Regions from separate parts of the Mus musculus genome. Here region 1 is linked to region 2. Evidence: chromatin loops called from intact Hi-C (ENCODE). Cell type or tissue: heart. All regions are shown on one strand. Links, peaks and the distances in the headings refer to the core of each region. The heading gives the core; the rest is flanking DNA.

Region 1 (8,339 bases), core at 168-8,167, 180 kb before region 2:
CACACATACTTGCAAAAATGCATATCCAGTGGTAAGGATCTTGACTATGCTATTTTAGAAATAACAACCAAGGGCAGGGGAGATGGCTCAGTCAGGAAAGGGCTTGCTGCACAGTATGAGGACCTGAGTTCAAATCACCTGGAGAGTGGTAGTGGGAGTGCCAGTGTGTCTGTAAACTTGGAGCTCTCAGGGGGAGGAGACAGGCTATACCCCGGGCTCACTGGACAGCCAGACTGGCCAATTTGTGAGCTCTGAGCTTAGTTTGAAAGAGCTTAGTTTGAAAGTGTCTCAAAAACTAAAATAGAAACCAGTAGAGGAAGAGAGCCGACATCAATCCCCCAGCCTCCACATGCACATGCATTGACATCCACATGTGCATGTACTCAAACACATGGTCATATGTACAGTACACACACACACAAAATGTAAAGCTATAAAAATAAAAAGGGAACTATTTCCACAAAATAATTATTACATATATGGAATTGAACTATCTTCCATGTGTATCTGTACACCCAAAGTTACATTATAGGGCTGGGGAATGTGGGTCAGTGGGAGAGTATGTAACTAGTATGTGCAAAACACCACGTTTAACTTTTTCTGCTCATATAATTCCTGCGCCATGAAACGCTCTCTGCTTTGATAAACCTCAACCTCAAGCCATTTTTAAGGTAAACAAAGTCACAAGGTATTTCTTCAGCCCTCACCTATAGAGCTAGCCAGCGAAATGCAGGAAGTGGTTGCACAGAGAAGCAGTAGAGAGATCCCACCCCCTTTACCCCCAGACTCCCCAGTCTGAGCTAGGATATGCAAATAGGGGCAACCTGAACAACACAGCAAAGCTGGACACTGGCTGAGGAGGAGATGCCTGCCAAGTTACCCCCTCCCCGTTCCCCGCATGAATCCTAAGACAGAGAGTGTCTTAGGGGAGAAAGGAGAAAGGAGAAAGGAAGAAGGTGGTGGACATGAACCAGCGTGGCTTTAACCAGCCACAGGTAGTTATGATAGAAGGTTAGAATAATTGGGATAAAGCTTTTATCATTATCAATTGGTTCTGAAATTACTGTATTGGCTTCTTGTAAATTGAGAATTTATTGATACATAAATCTGATTGGTTAGTGATAAGGCTCAAGAGTTTTGCTTTACTTGGTAAAGTGGAATGTGGGACCGCTGATGATGTTTGAGAGGGAACTAACGGCTACAGGGACAAGCAAGCCAGATGCTGTGGCAGGTTAGCTGCAGAGAGTTGCAGAGGGAGGGGGACAGGAGCAAGGAAAGCCTGCTGGCCCCTCTGGGGAGTTGGTGGCTGAGAAAAGCAGGAGTGCAGAGAGTTGGCAGATTCAGTTTTTAATATTTCCCGGGCAGTGGTGGCACACATCTTTAATTCCAGCACTTAGGAGACAGAGGCAGGTGGATTTCTGAGTTTGAGGCCAGCCTGGTCTACAGAGTGAGTTCCAGGACAGCCAGGGCTACACAGAGAAACCCTGTCTTGAAAAACCAAATAATAATAATAATAATAATAATAATAATAATAATAATAATAATAATAATAAGTAAAAATTAAAATACAACTAAAATAAATAAAAATAATCAATATTAAGATAGTTTAACTTGAACTTTTTAAGTTGTATTAACATATTAGTTAACTTTTTGTGTCCTTATAAAGAAGTCACCTTTCCTAGTCTCTTGATGAATCTTTCCTTCTCCATGATGGAGGATTGCCAAGAATAATGCTTACACTTCTCAGGACAGAAGGCTACAGCCTGCTGATTCCTTCTGAGATGACCCCCACTCTGAAATGGTAGGGTGGTTTACAGTGATTTCCATCTTTGCATTTTCCTATCCACTCTATCCTAAATTATAAAGACCCTGGAATTCCTTGACTTGAGAATTATTTTCTTCTTTGGGACAAATTCCGTACAAGGACCACTGGGAATAACATGTAAAAGACCCGAGAACAATGACATCTCTCAGGGACTGTGCGAGCACATCGCTCAGATGTAATTGCATGTGGTTTTATTTGTGCTGGAACCAGAGATGGGTTAGGAAGTTACTCAGGAGACAGAGCAAACTAAGAAGGGACATCAGCTTGTTCTAGTCTGTTCTTGTCTCTTTCCACCAAGCTCTCAGGCTCTCTCCTAGTAAGCTGTGCCCCAGCTTCTGTGCTGAAATCTTCTCTTTGGTCCAAGCGTAGTGTTGGGGACACTGGGGCATGTGCACTGAGAGCCTGTTTGCTGCACTGCAATAGTGGAAGAGAGAAGAGATCCAGCTCTAGAGTAGAGTCGACCAACAGCCGTGGGGCACACAATGTCTTTCCACTGATAGTCCACTCTTGTACTATCATCCACAGGGCCAGTGAGATGGCTCAGTGGCAAACGTGCTTGTGATGCGAGCCTGTGGACCTGAGATCCATTCCAGGATGGATAGTGGGAGGAGGGTACCAACTCTGCAGGATTGCCCTCTGACCTCCACATGTGTGCTAAGGCATTTGTGTGCCTGCTTACATTTATCACATACAATAATACCATTTTAAAATTAAAAGTAGCATCCACGACTGTAGCATTTTACCAGTCATTTTCTACTAGACACAAAACGGCACACTGTCTGCAGCTCAGCTCAGGGGTCATCGTCTGTTCATAACCAGAGTCCACCCATGCTTCAACAGAGTAAGTCATCTCGGTCTACTTATCACGTGCCAACTTATAAAACGAGCTTATCAGATCCTCCCCTCACAGCCCAGAAGTACCTGACAGGGAAAATAGAAGGAGTGTTGAAACTTCTCCAAACACATCCAAGGTTCCAGTGGACACTCATTCCTCAGAGGCATATGACCATCTCTTAAATCAACACAGAGATGCACAAGTGACCTCATCATGTACGCATCAAGTACATAAACACCTGTCAGTAACCTAGGTTCATATCCTTGAAGGCTGAGTCACTGCACTCCTAGCCTGTATCTGATTCCTACTTAATTTCCCAGAAATATACTTCACTTCCCACGGGCTGGCATTTATATCCCATTTAGTTTTCCCACACTGAATACAATTCGTCACCAGTCAAGCAGGACTTTGCCTTTTCCTTTCCTTTAGTGTGGTCATGTGTCATATTGTTCTTCATTGTCACTGGGTGATATCTGCTCTGTTACCAAACTAGAACTTACAGGCCAATAGAGGCGATCATTGAGCACTTTCAAAGTACAGATAAAGCTTAAAGCTTAAAGCGGTAGAATTAGGAACGTATACAAAACCAAATTCAGGGTCTAGGAATATAGCTCAAGGGTAGAACATTTGTGTGGTATACATAAGGCCCTAAGTTTAGTCCCCAGTACCTCAAAATAAGGAGAGCCAAGAAAGATGGAACCAAATATTGAGCAGATGAAACTGAATGAAAGGATATATATGTTTACATATATATACATATATACAAACACACATATATGTGTGCATATGTATACCATATATATTATATATCATATGTATCATATGTATTGTATATTATATATCATATATTATATATGATATATGCTAGGTGGATGGATAGATAGATAGATAGATAGATAGATAGATAGATAGATGACATAAGAGAATACTCACTAATTTCTCTGTGTATGGCCACAACAGGAATTTGTATGTGGGCCTCGTGCATAGAACTAGTGATACTTTGTGCTAGGAGAAAAGGTGAAGTGTGCATTGTAAGTCACAGCAGGTTAACAGAAGACAGCTCTAGTTTGTCCCTTTTCTTTCCAATATAGTTACATTTGCCAGGGCTTCCCTTCTTTATTTCTTAGTAATAGTTCCTACAGTACATCCTGTAAATTAGTCATTTGTATTTCCCTTCTCTTTAAACAAGCTGAGCAGGAGACGAGAGACAGGAGGAGGAGGGTGATGGTGGGTGGTGGTGGTGGTGGTGGTGGAGGTGGAGGAGGAGGAGGGGGAGGAGGAGGAAGAGGAGGAGGAGGAGGAGGAGGAGGAGGAAAAGCCAACTGTAATTTTAAGTAACTCCTTTGGATGGTCGGGTCAGGTGCTCTGTGACTGTCACAGCACGGAGCCTTCATGTCTGCTCTTGCACAGGCCAATTTATCAGCTGCAGCCACTGCTGCTGGCTGCCCTTTCTCTCTCAAGACACCAGCCCTAGACATACAGGCCCCTCCATTCCTTTCCCTTCATTCTTTACTTCTTTAACCTAATTTAATCCCAAGTCTCCTCCAAGGACCCTCAATTTCAAACCTGTTCATTAGGCTGCTTGAGAGTACTTCAATCTCTGCATTTCCTTTTACTCCTTACAAGGCTAGCTTGCTTTCCAAACTCATTTCTTCCATTTTGTCTCTCAACTTCCTTACCACTGACATCACTGTTTGGCAGAGTCGATGTCTTTTATTTTAGCTCTTTGAGGCCTTTTCCTGCTTGATTTGGAAGAGAGCCTCGAGCCTCAGCAGAAGAGGTTGAGTGTTAGTCGAGATCTGGCCAGAGCATTCCAATGACAACTCCACATTCTATATTTGATAAGTGAGCAACAACTCAGAATGTTGAACTCCTGGGAAAGTAACGATCCAGTGACTTAGAAATCAGAAATGCTTTGTTTTTCAAGCTGGATGGCAGAGCATGTCTGCAATCTGCCATCATGTGGCAGGCTGAGGCAGGGGAATCTGAAGTCAAAGGCAAAACTACATACCAAGTTCCAAGCCAGCCTCAAAACTTAAGACTCTTTCCCACAAACAGCTACACATTCTGCCTAAGAGTGCCTGTAATAACTGGGCACAAAAATCATGCAGCAAGCTTTCCCCACCGATCCGTTTGCTCATGTGGACCTCCTCGATCCTGCTGGATGGAATAGTAACAGCCTTGACAGGAAAATACCTACTATGTGGAGTATTAATCCGAGGACTAAGTTATTGTTTGTTACAGTTATAAATTGTCTGGGGGTTTTGATTTGGAAAGCAGTTTTGGTATAAGGCCAGGGCTGACCTAGAACTATATAGCCCAGATGTCTGGGTGTCCCCAAATACTGGGGTCATACCATGTGACCTGCTGCAATTTTTGTTCCCTTTGTAACTCTTCATGTAATGCCATTTAAAGGAAAATACACACAAGACAGCAAATACTTGGAAATATTTAACAGAATTCTATTTCCCTCAAGATCTTTACTCAAAGTGGTATGGTTTCAAGTATGATAGAAAAGGGCTTGATTTGAAAAAATTGAATGCTTTCCTTTTTTTTTAATTTTATGTTTCTTCCCATCAATGAGAGGAAGAATTATTTATATGAAGAAAAGATGGCTAAGGAGATGGCTCAGTGTGCCTGCTGAGCTATCTAAGATCAGATCCTAGAATAGATACAAAGGCCAAGCGTGGGGGCTACCTCTCTCATGCCAGTGCAGGGAGAGGAACAGCCCCTACGGCTTCACTCTCCAGCAATGAGGCAAGACAGTGAGTTCCAGCTTCAGAGAGAGACCTTACCTTTAAAAAAGTGGGAAATTATAGAAAAAGATAATTTGTATCGAATCTCTGATTACAGTACATTCACACACATCTATATAGCATGCTTCTACATAACACATACATCTACAAAACACACATCTACATAGCACAGACATAGCTCACACATCTACATAACACACGATAAACATAGTACACACATCTACATAGCACACATATCTACATAACACACAATAAAGAAATAGATACTAAGGAAATTAAGGTCAAAAGAAGAGAGACATCCATGTGTTGGACAATAACCAATAATGAAAGAAATTGTTTCCTACATGCAAGTAACTAAACTTCACTTCAAAGGTTTTTTTTGTTTGTTTGTATTTTACCTGTTTCATTTAAAGGAAATTTTTTGTGATTAACTAACTCCAGAGGGAACGTGTTCCCAAGTTTAAAAAAGAGAGGAAATATACTAGCTGTACAACTAGCATGTAAAGGCAGGATTGGAGCTGAATTATAACTCTCCAAGCTCTGGACTGACATCTTTCTACATTGTAATCCATACAACAGTCTTTTAAAGATACAGTCCAGAGGTAAAAGCACAGCAGTCAACCAGGGCTTGCCATTCAGACACTAGTAAAATGGGTACCACATTAGCAGCTAGCTTATGTTTTATATATTTCCTAGATAATAAGATATTTGAAAACAAATTAAATTTTTATCAAAATCTTGTCAAAGTTTACAATTTCCTTTTGCGAGTTCAATTTTTTGATAAAATTTTAATATTTATATTTTATATTACAGTAGGAATAAAAGCATCTAGTCTTTGATTTTGAAGGCAAGAAAATTTTAACATTCTAAGGTTTGGTTCTAAGATCAAAGATATTCTAATAATTGCCACACAGATAGCATTAATTTGATTGAATATTACTGTCTGTTCGATTAGAAGTATTTAAAAGCTATTTTTGGTGAATTAAAAAAAATTCAGAAAAACAGAATCTCCAAAGGGAATTCAGTCAGGGCAATTACTGTGGCTTAAAGAAGAGGTTGTTAAATTTGTGTGCAGTTTACATGTAGTTTTGAATTTAAATGCACCCAAGTTTTGTAAGAAGACAACATTCTGTAACATGTAACTAACTGTACATATCAGAGTATGATGTTTTTATCTGAGCAGTACTCTGTAAATTTGAGGTTAGACTATTCAGGGAAAATGTACAAACATCCTCTCAAGAAACTAAGTTTCAATATTTCAGGGGTTTGCACTCAAAATATTAGAATATGTGCCTGGCAGTCTATTTCCTAAAAGTACAATGACTCTTCAAACAAAGACGGGCACACAATTGCTTTTCCTGGTACTGTGTTTCCTATTAGTTAACCTCCCCTGCCCCCTAACCTCCTCCACCCTTCCCTACCATTTCCTACATCTATTTTGGCCTTAATCTTCAACTTCATTTCCGTTTGATTTTCTTTACCCTCGTTTCATATCCTAAGGCCTCCCCCTTCTCCCTCCTTCCCTCCCTTGGTCCCTTCTTCCCCTAGTCCTCTTTTTTTTTTTTTTCATTGAGAACATCCCTGTGTTGTCTTCACCTAAGTTTACTTCTGCCCCATAACACATAGAGAAGATGTAAGATTGAAACAGGTCCTAGCAAAGTGGACCTGCTTTAAATGGTTTTGGTTTTCCCTGCATATGATTTTTTTTCTCCTTTCTGTGGTAACACATTCCTTTCACCGGGCCTTTCTTTCTCCGCAATCCATCACTCTCTTTCTACACTCAGTGTACAGGTTCTGACCTTCCTCCTCTATTACCGGTGAGGGCTCGGCCTCTTTCATCCCCTCTGCTACATCCCCTGCATTTCTTCTTTCAAAAGCTCTTTGGTTCTGTTCACAGCAGCCGACCCTCTTGATATCCCATCTAGGGAGGGAAGGTAAAGGAGAAAGCCCACCAAACAGCTTAACTTTCATATGGTAAATCCGAATGTTGGCTGGAGCAAAGAGGCTGCCTGTGCAGCAGGACAGTCCGTGGGCACTATGGGAGCACAAAACCTTTGAGTCATGTCTGTGTATGTCTGGATTCCGGATCTGCGACTGAATAACGTGTGCTGCTCTGAACCCTGTTAGGATTATTCAGTGCAGTTACTCAAGCCAAAAGGTATTGAAGTTCTAACAGAAACGCTGCCAAGCCAGAGAGTTTGACTTAAGTTCACAGATACAACAGAAAGGAATAAAAATGGTTTAAAGCTGCGGTGTGTTGATAGCCACTTCCTAGAAGTTAATAATAACCAGCCATCTCGAATACGGCTACTAAATAAACTGAAAATTCTATCAAAGCCCTTCTGCCCTGGCTCAACCCTTTTAAGATGGATATAATTTATCTAGTAGCACTATACACAGGGGGGATCTTGTTTAACAGTGGAAAATAAGGGATAATTGGCATCATGTCAGAGAATAGTTCTGATAGAAAGCAAGGACTACAATCCCTTTCATTAATGCAACCTCACCTAAGCATTAATTAATGGCTTACAGTAATAAATACCACTTTCCCGGATGTGGACTAACAACTGCCCTCAGCTAACCCTAACCTTCTTTCGTCGTAGAAGGTTTGTCCCTCCCTCAGTGGACTCAACTTCCTGAGACACGTATGTGATTGCATAGCCAAAGCCATAGCTCTCAGCATGACTCCTGACGGTTTTGTAGAACAGTGCCGGTCGGAGTGAACAGGGTAATTTTACCAGGAAGGCATCTGGCATTGTTAAACTTATTGCCATTCCAAGGGGGAGGGCCCAGGTCTGCTACAGAACCCGCATGCCTGGAACAGCCCTGATGTTGCCATGTAAACAAAGCTGAGAAACCCCATTCAGAGCCTCTGCAGCATCCCAGAGTCTTGCCACACATGCTGGGTAGGGAGAGCGGCTCT
Region 2 (8,339 bases), core at 325-8,324:
ACCCAAATGTAGCAATTATTTAGTGGGAATTTATTGAGTGTCACTCCTTACATGTGTGACTTCTGCTCTCTCTTGTTCTCTTCCTTGTTGCCTACCCCCCCCCCCCCCCCGGGCATTTCACAGAGAAGGGCAGTGAAGGATTCTAAGGGATAACTCTGGGTCTGACCTTGGGTCACACTTCAAAGCTCTCCTGAAGCCTCTGACATCATGCCGCCTCACCAAGAAGCTGGAGCCTTCCCCGCAGAGATCACACCCAAACTTGTTCTTCCTGTTTTGGCTCTTTCTAGACTCCCCACCTGGATCATAGGCTTGGGACACCAATCTGAATTCAGACATCAGTAAATAAGTCCTTTGCTTGCTTGCAGGTCTGAGCAGCAGCGGCTGTGGAGAGCTTCTGGGGCACCAACTCTTCTATCACTGTTAGCTCTGGAGTTCCATTTACTTTGCTGAAGTGATGCTTCACTCAGTGGAGTTGTGACGGGATGAATCTCAAGCAGGGTGGCATGTGGTTGATCAGGCGGCGGACAGCATGACTGCCAGTTTGGCATGCAGTTGAGAGTAGGCATTTGTGTTGTGAAAACTCCTGTTAGCTTATTACAGACACAAAGCGTACGATGAGAAATTGTCTTTATTTTGCTTCGTGAATATCTGCCATTTGATTTTTTTTTTAATTTAAATTTGCAACACGAGCTGACATCTTCTGGGCCTGCACCAGCATTTTCCCCCATAGTGAATACAACCCCGACAGCACTTTGCAGAGTCAACCAACAATGTGTTCAGAAATCACTAGAAATCAATTTCTATTAAGACTCAGCTCTGAAATTTACTGTGTGACTTTGGAAAAGCCACTTAACCTCTCCAAAAACCTTCAAATATAAAATGACCGTCATAAGGATCAAGCCAGATACAATCTTTACAAAAGGGCTTTACAAATTGTTGAGAATTATCCAAATGTTAGGGTACTTGTGGGCATCATTTTTAATCGGATTCCTTCCTTTTTGAAAAGCAATCCTGCAGGATACACTATGACTATCACCTTCTATCTGTGATATCGCCTTTTGACCCCACTCTAAAAAGAAAAAAAAACTAATATTTCCTGGCTTCTGCCTCTAAGTTCCTCTGCAACGTGCCAGGGGCTCTAAACATGTCTACCTTTGTTTCCTGATCTTCATGAATCCTGAAATTATTAGGAAGCCAGGCTTCATTTATCAGTTTCTTATGATGCCTCTTCTTTATTTTGGAATTCCTTCTACTTCTATGGTAGTTTATCTCTCCTAATCACTGACTACAGTCTAAGCTGTCTATTTGAGACTGAAGGAAGGCATAACAAGCATATGGGAGATGATTAAGGAGACCTCTTCTCATTCATTCACAAATGTGCCCTCGTCGCCGAAAGGTACCTTAGCGCCCTCTGCAGGTTATATGGATCTCTCCTCCCACAATCCTGTTTACATACTGACACACACACACACACACACACACACACCTCCCCTTACGCTGAAATTATTGATGACTATGTTCTTTTACCTGGAGAACTGCTCACTGGCAGCTCACTCCAAAGAGTACTGATCTAATGATATTGTGGAAGAAATGGCTCTAAGGTGGTTGTTTCCATCCCTTGTGCAAGTTGGGGAAAGAAATGACAAAGCAAGTACCTTTTAAGCCCCATCCCAGATGATAAGCCATAGGAGACATTGGCAGGTGACCAACTGGAAGCCTGCCAGTGCCAAAGAATTCTTCTACTTTCCTGAGACTGCACAACCAGAACTCTGGGCTCACCAAGCCTAACCTGGCATTCTTGCTTTTACCTTCTTTGTCTTGTTCTCAGAAGTGTCTGCCTTGTCTAATTACTGTGTATGCTACAAATGACTGCCTGAGAGCTCCACCCCTCCTACCACGCCAGTAACTGATGCATCAGGTCTTCCAACACATCAAAAATATCTCCGTGCTCATTCTAACCCATTTTGTGACCACACCCTGGTCCCTTTGCTTGTCTCAGAGAGCAGGGACATGGTTTGTCAAGGACCAGCAAACAAAGTAAACTTGGCAGAAGGCTAAGGATTCTTGGTCGACTTGTTTCCCCGTCTAAACTATTATTACCATCCAGTCCACAAGAGCAGAGCAGAAACATTGTTGCTTTTAGGTTGTTCCAATTTTTTGTTTGTTTGTTTGTTTTACTAGGTTTATAAACTGGTAATCCACGAACACTTTTTGAACCTTCTACTTCCTGAGATGTCACTTGGTCATCCCAAACGAATTAATTGACTTTAGAAGCCATGCTCTTACTTCGCTTATGTCACAGGGCAGAGTGGACTTCCAGGGACTCTGTGGTCCTCTAACAAGCCATGAGTCTCTTGTCTCTTCTGTAATTATTTGGGGGATTTTAGAGAAAAGGTTCCAAGAAGCCAGTACCACATATTTACTAAATCTTAGGCAAAACAAAGACCGAGAACTAGAAAGCCCTACAGCTCAAAACGAAAGGTACAAAAGCCTACAGGTACTTTCTGAAAAGCTAAAGGTAGGAAGACTTTAAAACTGCTTACAAGCAGCAAATCTTCGAAGCAGTCGATGCTTCTGCAACTGTAGGATTTCCTCATGCTAAGTAGCTTTAAAACTACTTAGCAGCATTAAATTGATGTCTTACTCACTACTTAGCTTGCTCCAGGACTTACCAAAGCAAGCTCTCCCAATTACAGCTGGCTCGCAAAAAGGCACCTCAGCCGGATTTCCAACTGGTGAAAGAATTTGGTGCAATTTCAATTTGAATTCTGTGATAGGGAAGGTGGGGGCGGAGCAGCATTTTTAAAATGCCAATCACAACCATTCGGTGTTTCCTGAAGCCAATTCAGTTGACTACAAAGAGGGTTAAAATGAGCAGGGAAGAAAAGGAGGAGCAGGGAACTGGAGGAAATGAGCTTTGTTTTGTTCCCTGAAAGGCTTTCCTCGGATGCACGTGGCTCGGGACTGTGGCCAATCTGACAAAGAATATTCTAGAGTGGCTGGGATAAAGCCTTACCAATTCCTCAAAGCATTCCTAGGTTCTCTTTCCCGTGTTGAATACTTCCATTATAGGATTGTGATTTTAAAAAATAAGAAAGTAAAATAAGATGGCAGAGACCTGCCGTAGTTGAATTCGCTGATTAATGGTTACTGTGAGATGATCTGAGCAGTTTGAAGCAGTGGCCTAAACTCCTGACTTTTACCCGGTCCATTCCATCCCGGCTTCGCAAACCTCAGCTCCTGGAGGAAGTAGATCTGGGAAGAAGAAGCGAAACTTGCTGAGTATTTTGAATCTCAAAGGCTGGCACTTTGTGACTCTTTTTCCAAGACAATAGTCAGGAAATTTGGCTGGTAAGAAAGAAAGGGATTTTCTAAAGTCTTTTATTCCCTTAACTATTGAGAAGCAGGCCAGACTAAGCATCCTAAAGTGGAAAGGAGAGTGGATTAGAAAGAAGGTGAGACATTCCTAGTCCCTTAGTTGTCTTTAACAGCTGAGAGGATAGCCACTGTTTTCCTTCTCTCTGTGACTTCCTGTGGAGGGGGGTCCAGGGAGAAATGGGTAGGGAGAAGTTCTAGAAGGGCTTGTGGAAGCAAACAGCACTTTGCCCTTCCTGGGAGGCCCCCTGGGAATCACCCAGTCACAGTCTAATTCTGCCAACTTCTTAAAGAGCAGAAACATCTGCATATGGCTCTCCAGCCCCCAGCTCTGCAGAGGTCTGTATGGTCACTCCTCAGAAATTCCCAGTCTGCTGGGAAAGGACGCACTTTGTCAACTTTAGCCCAGAAGGTCGTCTAAGGGGAAGGAAGCAGGCCACTGCAGACAAAGCTGAAGGCGGGAATTGTAGTTAGTCCTGTGTTAAGGAATACCTAAGAGTCAGCAAAAGTAGGGAGGGAGGAGACGGCAGAGGGAAGATGCGTGGAACACTGTCATGGTCCAGTGAATAAACACAAGCAATGTCACCAAAGTCAGCTTCCAGAATGTTCAGGGCAGTCGCTCTAAGCCATGCAGGAAGAGGCATCGGGGAAAGGATACCCTTGGCTGTTCAGGAGAGTCACTCTGAGCTGTCCAGGAGGAGGGCCTGGGGAAAGGATGGCCTTGGAGGACACCTGTGTGGGCTACAGGGCCCCACCCTGTCTGAGAGTGACAGGCCTTACTTCTTCACATAAGTCCAGGTGAAGGAGATGGGAATCTGACAAATGTTTCTGACTCACCGAAACAGAAACTAAATTACATAAAGACATGGCTTAGATTACCACATGTGACTGAATCAACAATTTGAAATACCCTTTCCACTGCACCAGAAGACAGTAGGGTGGTGAAGAAGGCCTAGTCAGGTAAAAAGGACCCAAGTTTCAGGGTTCTAATTCCTCATTACTATATCTTAGCATATTATTATTTACCCTAGCCATGACATCCGGTGTCAAACAAGGACTGTTAGCTTTGGAGGCCGGCTGACAGGAAGAGGGAAGGATAAAGAGTTGATACTAAGTTAGAAGCAAGAGTCCTGTGGTAACACAGAACCATCAGGAAACTTCTTTCTGACAACTCTGATCTTGCTTTTTAAAACGCACTGGCTCCGGATTACTTCCCACAGAAAGTGTAATTGCATCAAAGGCCACCTACTAAAGAGCTTGGCCTCCAACCCAGGATTATTAGCTGCTGTCTCCCCGTGCATGCCCTTCCTCGTGGGGAAGATGGGCAAGAACTAATAGGGAAGTTTAATAGCGGGATAGAATTGGCAGGGCTTGGTAACTTGGCTGAAAATTGTATTTCAGGTAGAGAAGAAGGAAGGACGAAATCAGAGAACAGCTGCAGATGGCGTTACGTTCTTTTAGCATTCGAGCTGGTGGGAATGGCACGAGACAATCCAAGGGTTTCCTGATTTATTGCTTGTCAATTCTAGCATGTTTTCCATGGTTTGTTGTTGTTGTTGTTGAATCCAAACATATATTTATTAGCCAAAATAAGAACCGTGACAACTAGTGAATATATTTTTCCAATCAGAATAATTTTATTTATCTTGTAACATAAAGACCCATGCTTCCGGTTGAATGAGCTCTTGGAAAGTATTTTTCAATCCCACTGACTGCGAGAGCATATTTAGATTCTAAGGGCACCTAGGAGAGCCTCTTCCTTTATTTTTCTTCATGTGTGTGTACTTGTGTGTGCATGTGTATGTAGGTGTCTGTGTGAGCAATTATGTGCCACAGTGCACATGTGGAGATCAAAGACCACCTTGGGTATTGGTTTTCTATTTTCACCTTGTGGGAGAATGGGTCTCTTCTGGGACTTCTGACTCCACCTCCAATCTGGCCAAAGGAGTGCCAGGTTAAAAACATGTTTCATCCTGTCTGATCTTTCCTGGCTTCCAGAGTATAAAGTCAGGTTCTAACATTTTCATGACAAACACTCTACCTACTGAGCAATCTTCCCAGCCCTAGTCAGTCAATATTTATTAAGGTTTTAATACAACTGTGAACACTTTTAGGAAACTGGAGATACAGCAGAGTGGATAAGATGACTCTGAGCTGCTTGCTGCGTAAGTGGAAGCTAACATTTGTAACAGATTGGCTGGGGAGAATAAGCCCCATTGAGAAGGGATTATTTAAGAAAATCATCTGAAGATACTAGAGGACTCAAAGTAGCAGAGATGTGTCCAAGCTGGGCGCAGAGATGACATACATGTATGTGGTCTGATGCGACATCTACTGAATGGAGAAGCAGCATGTGTATAGAGGGCTGTGGTTCAGAAAAGGTTAAAGAAAGAGAAGAGATAAGAAAATCATTGACATCTGTGTCTACGAAAATAGAATCCATTACCTTTCCTAGTTCACACACACACAAACACACACAATGCCTACATGCGCATGCATGTGGATCATGTAATTCAGGTTGGCTTTGCGCTTATTCCATAGTTGACCATTACAGTGAACACGATCCCGATGCTCCGTCCTCCACCTCAGTTCACAGCTAAAGATGATCTCAAATTTTTGGTCCTCTAACCTCTACCTCCTGAGTGCTGAGGTTTAAGTGTGTGCCATGTCCTCTGGTTCAGGCATGACTGGGATTGAGTCCCGAGCTTCATGTTAGGCAAACACCAGACTAACTGAGCTATATCTCCAACTCCAGAATGCATCTCTCTGGGCCACTAGAATCAGTGTCTATTACAGGAAGCATTTACTGCAGTGGGGCCCATGCTTCCTTCTCTTTTCCTTAGGGAAGCTCTCACAGGTTCCAGGGCTGTGTGTGCCCTGGACATCACAAAAGAGAAAGCACAGGGTACCAAACCTGGGTAGGGGGTGAGAAGCCTAAGATGTGGGCAGGAGACTCTTCATTGCTCTTTCAGAGTCTGCTCCAGAATCATCTTTGAAGCAAAAGCAGAGTTATTTTAATTTAGAACCTTATGTCTGAAGAAAATTCCCTTTAGTGTACTTTAAGCCTTTGCTCCGAACACCTTCTTGGGTTAGAGATGGAGCTGAAGGGTAGAAGACTTGCCTAGCACTCAACAAATCCTTAGGTCCCAGCCCAGGACCAGAACCAATAACAACAAAGACTGCTTTTCACTTGATCTAGCCCAAAGGTTGAGAAGCGATAACAAAGACTTTCTTAACATGGAACACTATATGGTTGGTTATATATAAGGTCAGCTGCTATATTGATCTCGTTTCTTTTGAGTGTATGGCATATGTGCATATATGTTCATGTATATATGGGCTCTCATGTATATGTGTGTGGGTGAGTATGTATGTGTATGGTAGCCTTGTCTGGAATTATTGTTTACCTTTTGTTTTCCAGACAAAGTATGTACTAGGTAGGCACTAGGAATCTGCCCGTCTCTGCTTCTTGGAGCTGGGATTAAAATGCCTGCCACCATGCCTGCCTGGCTTCACATGTGGTGTGTGTTTGTTGGAGGGTCATGTGTTTGTGTATGAACATGTCACATGCATGCTGAGGCCTCCACTGCTATCCTTCGCCTTATCTTTTGAGTTAGGGTCTGTCTATGAACCGAGTACTCACAGATCCTTCTGTTTCTATCCCAACAGCTCCAGGGTTACAGCTGTGTAACCACACCCAGTTTTCTGTGGGCGCCTAAGATCTGAATTCAGGTGTTCAGACTTACGGCACCTTTCAAACAGCTAAGATATCTCTTCAGGGTTCATCTTTTCTTTCTGGACTGAAATAAGTTTATGAAAATCTCTAGAAAGCACAGTTTCTGTCAGCCATCTGTGAGTTTGTCCCTTATTTAGACTCAAGTGTTTATAAAAGTGGGTGTCTGAAAAGGCCAGAGTTCAAGATTTCTGTGGGCTGGTGCAAGTAAGATCTCAGAATATACTAGCACGGTCTAAATTGAATGTTCTTTTAATCTTCCTACAACTTGTTACAATCTGGTACCAAGCCCACATCTGTGACCTGGCTTAAGGAGCGGAGGGATTCAGGGTATTTGGAAAAGACTGAAACCATTCTGTCGACACTGGTCTCATTGTAGCTACTAGCACAGGAAAATTAAGTTCTAAGTGTAATAGGGAACAGTAGCACTACAGCCTGAGAACTGTTCAACATAATTCTCTGCATAGTCAATTCAAGTCAATTCAAGAAACAAGGGCCTGGTTTTAGAGGGTGCAGAAGAGCCTGGCAGACTACCAGTTCCGTTCCCCATTTTTCCTCAGCCTGTGCTTACAGTCAGACTTGCAAGCACATGTACTTGCTGGTGTACTGCAGGGCACATTCAAGTGTAATTGTACTTTAACTATTACAGTGTTTAGAGACAGTTGCACTTGGACTCCTTCCCACACAGTAAAAGTGGTGCCAGGCCGGTGATAGCCGGCCTAATTTTTTCTCCTGGAAACTCTTCAGTGCACTCTTTTCTTGCTGAGATGAAACTGAAGAAATAGGTTCTATGCATTTTACACTTTCTTGGATTCTTGACCGTCTTGCACATTCTGTCCTCTCTGGAAGGTTCTAGAATGTTCTCTCTGTTCTCACAATTTGCACAACCAGGCCATTCTTTTGTAAATGTGTCCAGCCTTTTCAGGTTACCCTGCTTAATCCAGTTAAGATAGCTGTAATTTTTCTCACATTGTTTATTTAAGTTACAATAGCAATATATGTCTTTATTTTCCATGAAGGAGCAGGCTATACCAATCTTCCTCATCATCCTGTCTCTGGGGGTCTAATCCAGTGTCCGGCATATGGTAAGTATTTGAAATATACTGACTTAAAATAATTGTGACAAAGATACAATGTAAACATTTTTCATTCAGTTCTATGTTCCTGATGTTATAAAATTGGAATTAATTCTTAAGAGAAAAATAATTTCTTCAGATGGAAAATATTACAC

Evidence for each region. A loop is a pair of places that touch in the nucleus more often than their neighbours do. Peaks named below come from ENCODE experiments on the same cell type or tissue, not always from the same donor. Only the 100,000 strongest peaks of a DNase experiment are listed, where the experiment ranks them.
Region 1: it touches region 2 in a loop (2.4-fold over the local background); 4 of 42 quality-filtered maps call a loop at or near these places.

What each region holds. Positions count from the first base shown.
Region 1 is chr3:149,034,552-149,042,890 of GRCm38, forward strand. No RefSeq gene overlaps it. Among named protein-coding and RNA genes, the nearest start is that of Gm25127, 9.8 kb to the left of the region's middle. In heart, for the core only: a CTCF peak has its summit at 4,625; a DNase peak (open chromatin) is centred at 4,420; H3K27ac peaks cover 274 bases.
Region 2 is chr3:149,216,696-149,225,034 of GRCm38, forward strand. All of the region lies in intron 2 of Gm30382 (a long non-coding RNA gene), which reads right to left. Among named protein-coding and RNA genes, the nearest start is that of Gm52619, 45 kb to the left of the region's middle. In heart, for the core only: a CTCF peak has its summit at 1,392 (motif pointing left); DNase peaks (open chromatin) are centred at 2,946, 3,236 and 3,636; H3K27ac peaks cover 962 bases.